Regions from separate parts of the Mus musculus genome. Here all the other regions are linked to region 1. Evidence: chromatin loops called from intact Hi-C (ENCODE). Cell type or tissue: left cerebral cortex. All regions are shown on one strand. Region 1 overlaps Cdyl2 (chromodomain protein, Y chromosome-like 2). Region 2 holds the start of 4930563M20Rik (RIKEN cDNA 4930563M20 gene). Region 3 has its middle 23 kb from the start of Gm39258.

What was found. A loop is a pair of places that touch in the nucleus more often than their neighbours do. Peaks named below come from ENCODE experiments on the same cell type or tissue, not always from the same donor. Only the 100,000 strongest peaks of a DNase experiment are listed, where the experiment ranks them.
Region 2: a loop joins it to region 1, with 12 times the contacts of the local background. A loop is called at or near these places in 2 of 42 quality-filtered maps.
Region 3: it touches region 1 in a loop (5-fold over the local background); 2 of 42 quality-filtered maps call a loop at or near these places.

Annotation. Positions count from the first base shown.
Region 1 is chr8:116,615,716-116,619,715 of GRCm38, reverse strand. All of the region lies in intron 2 of Cdyl2 (chromodomain protein, Y chromosome-like 2), which reads left to right. Among named protein-coding and RNA genes, the nearest start is that of Gm31367, 12 kb to the right of the region's middle. In left cerebral cortex, no CTCF peak of the experiment used is centred here; DNase peaks (open chromatin) are centred at 714 and 1,551; H3K27ac peaks cover 834 bases.
Region 2 is chr8:116,797,425-116,801,424 of GRCm38, reverse strand. 4930563M20Rik (RIKEN cDNA 4930563M20 gene) reads left to right here and starts at 13. Exons shown (of 4, transcript NR_046193.1): 1 at 13-299; 2 at 1,219-1,364; 3 at 3,782-3,840. In left cerebral cortex, a CTCF peak has its summit at 2,249 (motif pointing right); DNase peaks (open chromatin) are centred at 498 and 766.
Region 3 is chr8:116,550,274-116,554,273 of GRCm38, reverse strand. No RefSeq gene overlaps it. Among named protein-coding and RNA genes, the nearest start is that of Gm39258, 23 kb to the right of the region's middle. In left cerebral cortex, no CTCF peak of the experiment used is centred here; a DNase peak (open chromatin) is centred at 1,838.

The DNA.
Region 1 (4,000 bases):
TGCCTCTCTGTCTCCATGTCTCTTTCTTAAGAAAGATAGGCTTCAGCTGTGCTGAGCAGCTGTCCCTTTAGGGATCCCTCCCTCTCCTGCTCTGGTGGGAACTCCCCTGTCCTGACTGTCCACAGAGGCCACAGCCTGGTTCTTTTAAAGACCCATTTGTGCTTTAACCCCTGGGGACACTCCACCTCCCCAGCAGGTACCCTCATTCCCTTTGAGCCCTAGAGCAAAGCATGGCTGCCCAGTCAGTGCTCTCCAAGGGCCCGTGGACCCTCAAGCCCCGTGCCCACAGTTCTCTGATTTCCGAATATCATTTCTCTACATGTTTGGTGTCTGTCTGTCTGTCTCCCAGGCCTTCCGTGATTCACTATTCCCTGCATTGTTCCCGCCCATGCATGTCCCCTCCCAGACAGGTGGGCATCCTTTGCCATTTTCCATCCATCCATCCTCTGACAGGATGCCAGCCTTCTCTTCCAGGGTGTTCACTTCAACCTTCACACTCTCCATGCGGTTATTGCTTTCCCTTATCTGCAGATCAGAACCGAGGTGGACATTTAAAAAGCAACCCACACTGTCCTCGTGGGGAGAACTTGGGACCTGACAAAGGCAGAGCTAGACTCAGCACACCTGGAGGGTGGGCTGGAAACTGAACAGAGCCAAGTTGGTACTGTTGGCCTAGGAACCCCATTTTGGAAACCACCACCATTGACTAATAAGCTGTGGGTGGTAGGTGAAAACATAGGCGGTTGTGAGAGCCCAGGGGCCTCGCCGAAGAGTAGGCGTTCTTATGCCTGGGACCTTCCAGTTGCCTTTGTGACTCGTTGAAGTATGAGGGAGAACGTGGAATGGGAGAAGCAGGGTAAAGGAGCTATATTGTGAGATTCTGATGTTCGCAAAGGATGCTCTGTGGTCCTCGTGGTGGCTTCTAGAGGCAGCTGTTACACCCATATTAAAGTGCAGGAGGAGGCTACAGATGGCACAGGTTGGGCTCAGGAGACAAGCCCAGGCAATTTAACCCCAGAGCTGACCTCGAAGTAATACCCACCTGGCTTTGGGGGCAGCGAAAAGCAATTTGTAAACCCTGATTACCCACAAACATAACTGGGGTGTTCTTCTCTGACTTGAATCTGCAAACCTTTGATAAGATTAAGTTCACAAAAAGTACAACTTAAGGATGGTTGTTAGAGTGCTTGCCTGATGTGTGAAGTCTTGGGTCAGAGCCTCAGGTGCTGCATGCCTATAATTGTGATGCTCTGAGTGTGGAGCCCGGGGGTCAGAAATTCAAGATAATCCTTGGCTACCTAGCAAGTTCAGGGACAGCCTGAACTTGAGTCTTTCTCTCTTTCCCTCCCTCCCTCCTTTTTTCATCCCTCCTTCCTTTATCCCCTGCTCTCTTTCCTCTTTCCTGCCCTCCCTTCCTCTCTCTCTCCCCCTCTTCCTCCAACACAAAGTAAAATAAATATAACTTAAGACTGAACTTACTCTTAGAAAGCTCCAGCAGGAGCCTGAGGCTGAGTGGTCAGTTCTATGTTCCAGAATGGATAATGTAAATGAGGATTCTAGAGCGAGTGGGCGGGCTGGGCTGCCCCTGACTCATGCAGACTCTGCAGACTCTTGGACCAGAGAACACATTCCAGGTTTCTCTGGTGGGTCTCAGACAGGGTGGATTTCCAGACTGGTCAGGGAGACAAAGGAAAATTGTCAGTTGGTCTCACTCTGAGCCCAGTGGTCAGTCGTCGTCCTCAGTGACCCTCTGGCTTCTCTCAGTCCCCTCAGTACTGCCTCAAAACTGTTCTAGACATTTCTTACTCCCTGCTTTGATCTTGAAACCTGGCTCTCTCAGCCACTATTGCTTCCCAGAGCATTGGTTTTGTCCTGAAAGAGGCACAGGGTCATCTGATGTAGGATGACTTTGGGTATCTTGAGTGACAGCCCTCAACCTGCCTGTGAAACCTGGCCCACGGCTGTTCTTTTTGCTTTTGTCCAGTGCCAGCTACCTATGCAAAACCAGCACCGACCAGGCCTTTTGGTGTTCAGAGGTGGGGAGTTTTCAAAGCCAGTAGTACAAGGGCTTAAGGGCTTTATGCTTTGCCCTTCGATGTGTGGCAAGTAACTGGTGCTAATGGATGCATTTAAGCCCTTTGTGCTGTGAAGCTAAATTCTGGTCTAAGTTAGCCACTGCACTCTACAGAGGGTGCCGGGCTAGAATGGAAAAATCTAAAGCTCTCTAAGTAGGAGCAACCAAACCGCTGGCAAACCCAAGAGGGAAATTGACTTTCTCCAGTTAGGTCATGGCCTAGATTTTTTTTTTCAAGTTTGTTTATTTTAATTGCATTCATTCATCTAACTATCTATTGTCTGTCTCTCTGTCTGTCTGTCTGTCTAGCCAGTCACTCAGTCTCTTTGTATATGCACCAATCTCTGTCTCTCTGTCTTTCTGTGTGTGTGTGTGTGTGTGTGGTGTGTGTGTGGTATGTGTGTTTGTGTGTGGTGTGTGATGTGTGTGTGATGTGTGTGTATGTGGGGTGTGTGATGTGTGTGTGATGTGTGTGTGTGTGGTGTGTGTGTGTGTGTGGTGTGTGTGATGTGTGGTGTGTGATGTGTGTGTGTGTGATGTGTGGTGTGTGTGTGTGTGGTTGTGTGTGTGTGTGTGTGTGGTGTGTGTGTGATGTGTGGTGTGTGATGTGTGTGTGTGTGATGTGTGTGTGTGTGATGTGTGGTGTGTGGTGTGTGTCTGTGTGTCTGTGTGTGGTGTGTGTGTGTGATGTGTGTGTGTGTGGTGTGTGATGTGTGTGTGTGTGGTGTGTGTGTGTGTGTGTGTGTGGTGTGTGATGTGTGGTGTGTGATGTGTGTGTGGTGTGTGTGTGTGTGTGTGTGTGTGGTGTGTGTGATGTGTGGTGTGTGTGTGTATGTGGTGTGTGTGTGTGGTGTATGTGTGTGTGTGTGTATGTGGTGTGTGATGTGTGGTGTGTGATGTGTGTGTGGTGTGTGTGTGTGTGTGTGTGGTGTGTGTGATGTGTGGTGTGTGTGGTGTGTGGTGTGTGTGCATGTGGTGTACCATAGGGTGATTCTGGAGGTCAGAGGACAACTTTCAGCAGAAAGTCAGCTCTCTCCTTCCATACTGTGAGTCCTGTAGATTGAACTCAGGTCATCAGGTGTGGCAGTGAGCACCTTGACCTGCTGAGTCATCATATTGGCCTGCATTTATGTTGTTGTTTTTTTTTTTTTTAAATAAACTTTTACTGTACTTTTAAAGTCATTCCAAGTAAAGGAAGAAACACATGTTCTTAGTGTGGCACAGCTAATTCCTTGAACTGTATTTTTCTTTTTCTCCTCCCCCTTCTTTTTTTTTTTTTTTTTTTTTTTTTTACAAAAAACCTTAAAACTAATTCATATATGTTATAAAATATTCCAAGTACATGTCTCCCTCTTCTCCACCTCAAACCTTATTTAGAGGTCATTTCTGTTACTATTTTTTATGGTTGTTTCTGGACTCTTTTCTAGGTATATTATTCATTATTTTATGTAATTTATTAACATATATGTAATAGTTAAGTAGCTATTCAAATGTTGGTTGATTGAGCCATGAAAAGAAATAACATTTTCTGCTTATTACTTATTGATTGGCAATCATCAGCCATCCACCATCCATCTGTATCTGTTTGTATGTCTGTGTTTGTCTGTCTGTCTATCAATCTCACCCATCATCTTCTGTCTATGTATTATCTCCCTCCCTCCCTCCCTCCTCCCCTCCCTCCCTCCCTCCCTCCCTCCCTCCCTCCCTCCCTCCCTCCCTCCCTCCCTCCCTATCTATCATCTATTTACTCTGTTAGCTTCAGCTGTCAGCTTGACACAAACCTAGAATCATCTGAGAAGAGGGACCTCCAACCGAAGATCTGCCTGGCTCTGGTTGGCCCATGGCTATGCCTGTGGGACATTTTTCTTAATTGCTAATTGGTGTAGGAGGACCCAGCCCCACTGTGGGTAGTACCATCCCTTGGCA
Region 2 (4,000 bases), 180 kb before region 1:
ACACACGTATGTATGAGCATACGTAAGACCCGGCGCTCGGGCGCGCACGCTTTTATTTTTAAGTTTGGTTTTAAAACCTGGACTTGATGAAGCACCCAAGTTTCCTAATACTCCCTGGACTTTCCCCCTTTTAAGACTATCTCTTCTTAAAACTTAAAATTATATGAAATGATCATATAATCGCATTAGAAATGAACAAGCAGTGTTTTCCATTCACGGGAAGTCTGTCTCACCACGTTTACCCACAGTGTAGGGGACGAAGCTCAAAGCCTTGGGTGACCCGCAGGAGGTTCAGGCAGGTAGGCATCATAGGACCTCATTGCTTTCTGTGTGGCCTCTGGGGATCTAGGCAATTTAAAATCACCAGGAAAGCTAACTGTAGAGATGGTCCTTTGAACGTTTTATTCTCGGATTCCTTGCTGTCTCTGTGTGGTGGTGCCTTCCAGATGAGGACGCAGCCTCCCACGGGTTCCGACCACACCAGGCGCCGACAGAGAACAGATGGGCTTACTTCCTTTTTGCCCCACTTAGAAAAAGGGACCTTTTCTGTCGACCTTCTCATTTTCGCTCTAGTGACCCCTTCCCCGGAGCCGCTTGGTTTCTTCAGCTGTAGCTACATTTGCAAATCATGCTTATTTTTGGTAACCCAAAAAATATTTTAGACAGTGAAGTGCTCATAAATGTTTAGCAGTGGACTCTAGGAAGCGCACACACTTATGTGCCCTAGTTAGTATACATTGGCAACACGACCCAGCCTAGATGCCAACTGGCGGGGAAGCCTTGGTTTAGGAATTTCCTAGATCAAATTGGACTGTGGGTATTTCTGGGGAAGGGTAATGTGATGGTTATTCCTGGTTGTCAACTTGACTATATCTGGAATGCACTACAGTCTGGAAATGGAGGGCACACCTGTGATGCAGATCTTGAGACTGAAAGACAGACTTCTGAGCTGGACATTGACATGGTTTTGATCCAGATCTTGAGGCATAGTGGCCGTGAAATGCTTAGGCCCAGGCAAGGTAGTACACACTTTTATCTCAGGAGACTTAGCCGAGCAGATCTCTGAGTTCAGGGCTAGCCTGAGATAGAGAAAGTTCCAAATCCAGGTGTGGTGATACATACTTTTAATCTGGGCCACACCTTCTGTTGGAGACCTACATAAGGACAGTGGAAGATGGAAGGCTCACTCTTCTTCGTCTGCTTGCACTTACTTGCCAGCACATCTGTTGGAACCTGCTTCTTCAGGATTCCAGCTTATACAGAAGACCAGCTGAAACACCCAGCCTCGCGGGACTGAGCAACTACTAGATTCTTGGAATTCCTGTTCACAGCTGCCCATTGTTGGGTTAGTTAGAATGCAGACTGTAAGTCATAATAATAAGTTCCCTAATATATAGAGACATTCTATAAGTTCTATGATTTTAGAGAACCCTGACTAATATAGGTGATTGTCCAAAGGACCCAGTCCACTGTAGATGGTACCATTTCCTAGACATGTAGACCTGGGCTGAGTAAGGATGCCAGGGAGGCACAAGAGAGTGAGCAAGCCAGGAAGTGATCTAACAAGCACTTTGGCTTTATGGTTCCCGCCTCCAGGTTTCTGCTCTGACTTCCCTCAGAAATGAACTGTGACCTGAAAGGGTAAGCCACATTAACCCTTTCCTTACCCAAGTTGTTTTTGGTCAGCATGTTATTTCAGAATGAAACTGGAATAAGCATGAAGGTTTGTCACAGTACCACCACAATAAAGGACGTATAGATGACTCATGCCTGTAAATGAAACACGTGAGAAACTGGGCTATGTAGAGAGAGGGAATGAATGGATGGAGCTCAAGCATATCAGAAAACATACTTAAATTCACAAGACATGGTACCCGAGGCCAAGCACTCTACTTAGGGTTGAGATCTTGAGAGAAAGTTGCCCCATAGATAGGTTTTACCCAGATCTTTTTAGAGGTTGGTCAGTCTGTCAGTCTCCTCCCTCTCCCTCTCCCCCTCTCCCCTCCCCCTCCCTCTCTCCCCCTCCCCCTCCCTCTCTCCCCCTCCCCTCCCCCTCTCCCTCTCCTCCCCCTCTCCCCCTTCCCCTCCCTCTCTCCCTCTCCCTCTCTCCCCCTCCCCTCCCTCTCTCCCCCTCCCCCTCCCCCCTCCTTCTCTCCCCCTCCCCCTCCCCCTCTCCTTCTCCCTTTCTCTCTGTATTTATGTGCACACTACATGGTGCAGTGCCCAAGGAGGCCAGAAGAGGGCACCAGATTCCCTAGAACTAGAGTTACAGGGAGTAATGAGCCGCTTGTTTTGAGTCCTGGAACCAGACTTAGGTCTTCTGGGAGAGCAGCAAGTACTTTTAACTGAGCCATTTCTCCGACTCTCTTTACAGATCTTACAGTCGAGCCTGGATAGATTGACAATGTAAAAAAAATGTTACTTGCGAGTAGAACTCAACATGGAAGAAAGAGAAAGGCAGAAGTGGGTGACTCAGGGTTCTAACTACTTGGCCACATTCTGGGCCCACTGCTTCCAGACTTCTCCTGATCAGTGTCTAAAGGTCGTGGCCTGTTGTATAGGAGGTGGACAGTTTTTATCCTCTATACTTCAATCTTTTTGCATATGTGTCTTTGGTCATATTCTTTTCTTTTTCCCTCCCTCCCCTCTCCCTTCTCCCATTTCCACTCCTTCCCCTCCCTCCCTCCCTCCCTCCGTCTCTCCCCTCCCCTCCCCTCCCCTCCCCTCCCCTCCCCTCCCTTTCTTTCTTTCTTTCTTTCTTTCTTTCTTTCTTTCTTTCTTTCTTTCCTTCTTTCTTTCTTTCTTTCTTTCTTCATTCCTTCTTAGAACGAGTATCCTCTGTAGCCCAGGTTAGCCCCATACTCAAGATCTTCCCACTTCATTCTCAAGTACTGCAGTATCACAGTTAATTTTGCCTGTCAGTTTGATGGGCAGGCTTCAGGGCACACCCGTGAAATATCCCTCAGTCAGTTTGTCTATAGACTGATGAGTAGAAAGACCCATCCTAAACGTCCACAGCACTTCCAGGTGGCAGCCCAGACAGAAGGAAGTCAGAGAAAGAAATGCTTCTGTTTTCTGCCTGCTTGCCTTCATGTCATGTTGTCAGGTTCATCTACCCTGCTAGCATCTTGCTGCTACAGCTGTTCTCATTGACCCCAGAACCCAGCTCCTTTAGCCTTCTCAGATGTATCAAAGACAGGTATCTCTCCAGGCCTCAGACCTGTGCTTGTTGGGGTCTTGGCATTTGTGTAGTGTGAATACAGCTAGTAGTTGGCATTATGCAAGCCAATCTAATGAATTCTCTTTCAGTGTATAGTCATTTTGTTGCTTCTGTTTCTCCAGAGAACCCTGGCTAACACACAGGGTAATTATAGACCTATTTTTCCATGCCAAACATAGATTTCTTATGGAAAAACTATAGAGTACAAGGGTATGATTATTTTAACGCTCCTGCGCTATTTTGACAAAACTTTTTTTTTTTTTCAGTCTGTGATCCCCTGAGCACCATGGTACAACTGTGTGTCTGTCACCTTGGCTGGCATTAAGGCCAGAATCAATACTGGCATTGGAAACTCCTTTGCAATGTTGATAGGTGAAAAACAATACATTGTTGTTTTACTTGCATTTTCTTGATTAGTTGAGTGGGGAAACATTTTCTCCTATTTATTAATCATTCACATGTTTTCCTTCTGAATGGATGGCAATGGGGCATTTTGAGAATTACTGAAGTAGAATTTTCAAAGAGACTAATAAACTAGTCATTATTTTTTTTTAAACCTAGACTTACAATTGGAATGAGCCCGTGGTCAATAAGAGTGGAGTTCTGAAGAACCTTTCAGGGTAAGTGAGTCTGTATTTTATTGTGGTCATACTGTTTTTAGTTGGTCAATTGTATTAATTTTTAAGTGCTTAAAAATAAGGTAAAGTTATAAGTATGAGAAACAACCTGGGGTTATTGCTGAGACGGGAAGAAATGACATTCAGTGTAATGAAGGTACCA
Region 3 (4,000 bases), 65 kb after region 1:
AAACTATCAGGGGTTTTAACTATGCAATGAAATATTTGTGAGAGAGATGGCTAATGATGCCAAAGATATCTAACATATATATATATATATATATATATATATATATATATATATATATATATATATGTGTGTGTGTGTGTGTGTGTGTATACATATATATAAATGAATATATATGACTATATAATAGCTGTATATTATAATATACAATCATTATATATAATATATTATATATAGTATATACACTATACATTATATATTACATATATTATGCATATAACATACATAGACTATAATATATAGTCTACTAATACTTAACATGTTAGAAATTAAATTGAGATATTATATTGGGTCACTACTGATAACAATAAGCCTGTTAAGTGTTAATATGAATGTTTTATGAAAATAATCTGATTTAGATAAAAATAAAGAGTACCATCCTTTTACATTTTATTCAAATCTCTCTAATGTCTAGTTTAATCTATTTTTCTGTCTGTTTCTATATTCAGTCTGTTGTGATAGCTCATCTCACACAGTTTCTGGAATATTCTATGAGATATGCAGGAATGTTAAAGTGAGAAAAAATAGTGTCTTAACATCATTGATGTGAGAATGGCTCAGAGTAGCAGGGCCCCTGGGAGGGTCGTAGGAGCCCTGGGGATACTTGGATCACAGCTTTGAACCATTGCGCCATGTCACAGGTCATCTAAGAGAGGAAGGAGGGAGAAGGTAGACATATTTATTTGAGAGCTGCAATGGTGTCTATTCTGTATTCCTTTCTCTTGCTGTGATAAAACACTCAGAACAAAAGAAATTTGGAGGGTGAATTTTTTTTTATTCTGGATTACAAGTCGTCATTGAGAGACATCAGGCCAGGACCTCAAACAGGAGCTTGAAGGAGAGACCACAGAGGAAGTCTGTTTCTGGCTCAGTCTTTCAGCTCCTACTCAGCCAGTTCCATAAAGAACCCAGGACCACCTGCCTAGGGAATGGTGGTGCCCACAGGAACTGGTTCTCCTGCACCAGTTATCAAGACAGTTCTGTCCCTTCCAGGCCAATCTGATCTAGGCAGATGACTCCAGTCTGTGCCAAGTTGACAATCAAAGCTAGCTGGAGTGGTGCTCCAGTCCTGGCAGTTAGGTAGAGTTGTGTTGGGGCTGGAGACTTGAACTCAAAGGAAAGGAGTTTACTGATCTGATTGGTCCTGGTATGAGATCCATGCATAAGGAGTAAGGGCTAGCTGTACAAGAGGGCTTATGATGACAGGCAGAGCATGGCTGTCTCAGAATGACTAGGACAAGCCAAGCAGCCACCAAGTACTTCCTGGTTCACGTCTCCCTATTGTTAATGACAAAACTAGAGCGGCCCAAAGAACTGGACTGCCTGTGTGAGCCCTGGTACGCAGAAGGGCTGGGCATGGAGGAGAGAGAGGGAAACATCTACCTGGCTACAGCTCACCTCCTTGTTTTCTTGGCTTCTGTCCCAGTCTTCCTTTGCTTTGTTAGTTTTATTTTTTACTTGACCCAGTCTTTTCTTTTTTTCTTTTCTTTTTTTTTAGTGTGGCTATATACCAAACTACAAAGGAAATGTCCAAGTTGTGAGATTTTAAAAATGTGGCTATAGTGTGATCCAGGGTAAAGGCTTCACAGTGGTATTTCCTTTTCGTTTTTGTTTTTGTTTTTGTTTTTTAAATAGCTTTTTAAAATATCAAGAAACAGTTTTGTGCCAGGAAAGTAAATGCTAAAGCCAGCCTGATTAAGACCGAAACGGCAGATGTCACCAAATTTCCAGACACGTGCAATTTCCTGGTGAGTAACAACTGCTAACCAGGGCTGCTGAGTCACTCGGCTGAGATCCACGCACTCTGGGCTCTTTCTCTCAAGAACATCTTATCTGCCCACTGCCATCTTGGCACCTTGTCCCCAGGCTAGAGTATGACTTAGTCTTGAAAATGCTAAGACCTGTGTTCAGTCCTCTCAAGCCATGTGAAAATGTGGGCCATGGCACATCTGTAACCCCAGTGCTAGGGAGGCAGAGACAGGACGGCCTCTGAAGAGCTAGTCCAGTGTAATTGGTGAACTCCAGGTCAGTGAGACTGTGTCCCTTAGGGGGTGAACAGAATTCCTTTTGGCACTAGAGTTGTCTATCAGTCTCTACATCCACACGGAGAGGATCATATGCACATGTATATCTGCATCACATGTGCACCTACACACACACACACACTCACACACACGCTACACACACTCACACACACATACACACATATACATACACACACACACTCACACACACACACTCACACACACATACACACACACACATACACACACACTCACACACACATACACACACACATACACATACATACACACACACATGCACACACAGACAGACACACACACAGACACACACACACACATACACACACAGACAGACACACACACACACAGACACACACACACACACACACACACACACACACACACACACCACTCCTTATATTCTTTCCAGTATAGATTGGGACAAGCAATTGGATGGGCAAAGTCATGAGTTTAGCATCATGTGAATCCTTTAGAGTTGCTGACACATTGCAAATCAAGTTGAGAAATTAAGAAAGCACAGTTTTAAAAGCATCTTTTGCTTGCAACCAGTCAGGGACCATATTCTCTGAAGCCCACCTGCCTGGCTTTCCTTTCAGTCCCCACCCTTTTACAACACTGTGCTAAGTCCTTTCAGCCTCCTCTTCCTGATCTACTCTCAGTTCCATCCAATATTTCATCCTCTTTTTCCCACCCTTCCTGTCCATTACTCAATTTTCCAAATATATTTGTTTGTTTTAGCTCTACCTGTTAATGTAAAACTTGATATTATCACACACACACACACATACATATATACATATATATATATATATATATATATGTATATATATATATATATATATATATATATATATATATATATATATATAACACAATTTCATGGGCACATACAAGTTTGAGAATCTGTGTATGGGTACATGCGGGTACTTGTGCATAGGAATGGGGAGGCCCAAAGTTAATGTCAGGTTTCTTCGCTCTCTGAGTTTATTTCTTAATTTCTTTATTTCTTGAGTCAAGAGCTCTCCTTGAATCTAAAGCTCACCAATTGGTTAGGCTGGCTGTCTAGCAAAATCCAGAGATCTGCTGGTCTCTTTCTCTAAGTGCCAAGGTTACACATGACTTGGCTTAAACATGATATTGAGGATTCAAATTCAGGTTCTTGAACCTGTGTGGCAGGCTCAGTTGAGCAATCACCCTCCCTGTTCAACCTTTTGGTTGTTTTAATTCTTCTTGGTCACTGGGGATCGAACTCAGATCTCATGCTTTCAAAGTGTGCACACTCCTCAACTGAAGCTCCTTTCTCTGTGATAACTCCAGCCCTGTCAAGTTGACACAAAACTAGCCAGTATAATGTGTAAGGGAGTAGCCCATTGTGGGAAATGCCCTTGGACATGTGGGCCTAGGTTGTAAAAGAAAACAGAAGGAGTACTCCATGGAGAGGAAACCAGTACGCAGAGCTGCCCGTGGTCTTTGATTCAGTTTCCGCCTTCAGTTCCTGCCTTGGGTTCTCTTGATGATGGACTATAATCGGTAAGCCAGTTAAACCCTTTCCACTGTGTGGTGGTTTAAATAACAATGGCCCCCATAGGATCCTAAGAGAAATTGATGTGCAGGATTTCGGTATTCTTGGGACAGGCCTGACCATGACATTGGCTGGAGGAAGAGGAAAGTTTGGAATAGAAAAGCAGCTATATTCTTTAAGCAGGGTTTAGTGGGCCATCCTAATAGGAGTATGGACAACAAGGCTAAGGGTGATTTGAACTTTGGGAACCTAGCTCAAGAAGTTTCAGAGGGGAAGAATATTAAGATGTGGCCTAGAGACCATTCTTGTAATATTCTGGCAAAGAATGTGGCTGCTTTTCGCCCTTGTCCAAAAAAAAAAAAAAAAAAAAAAAAAA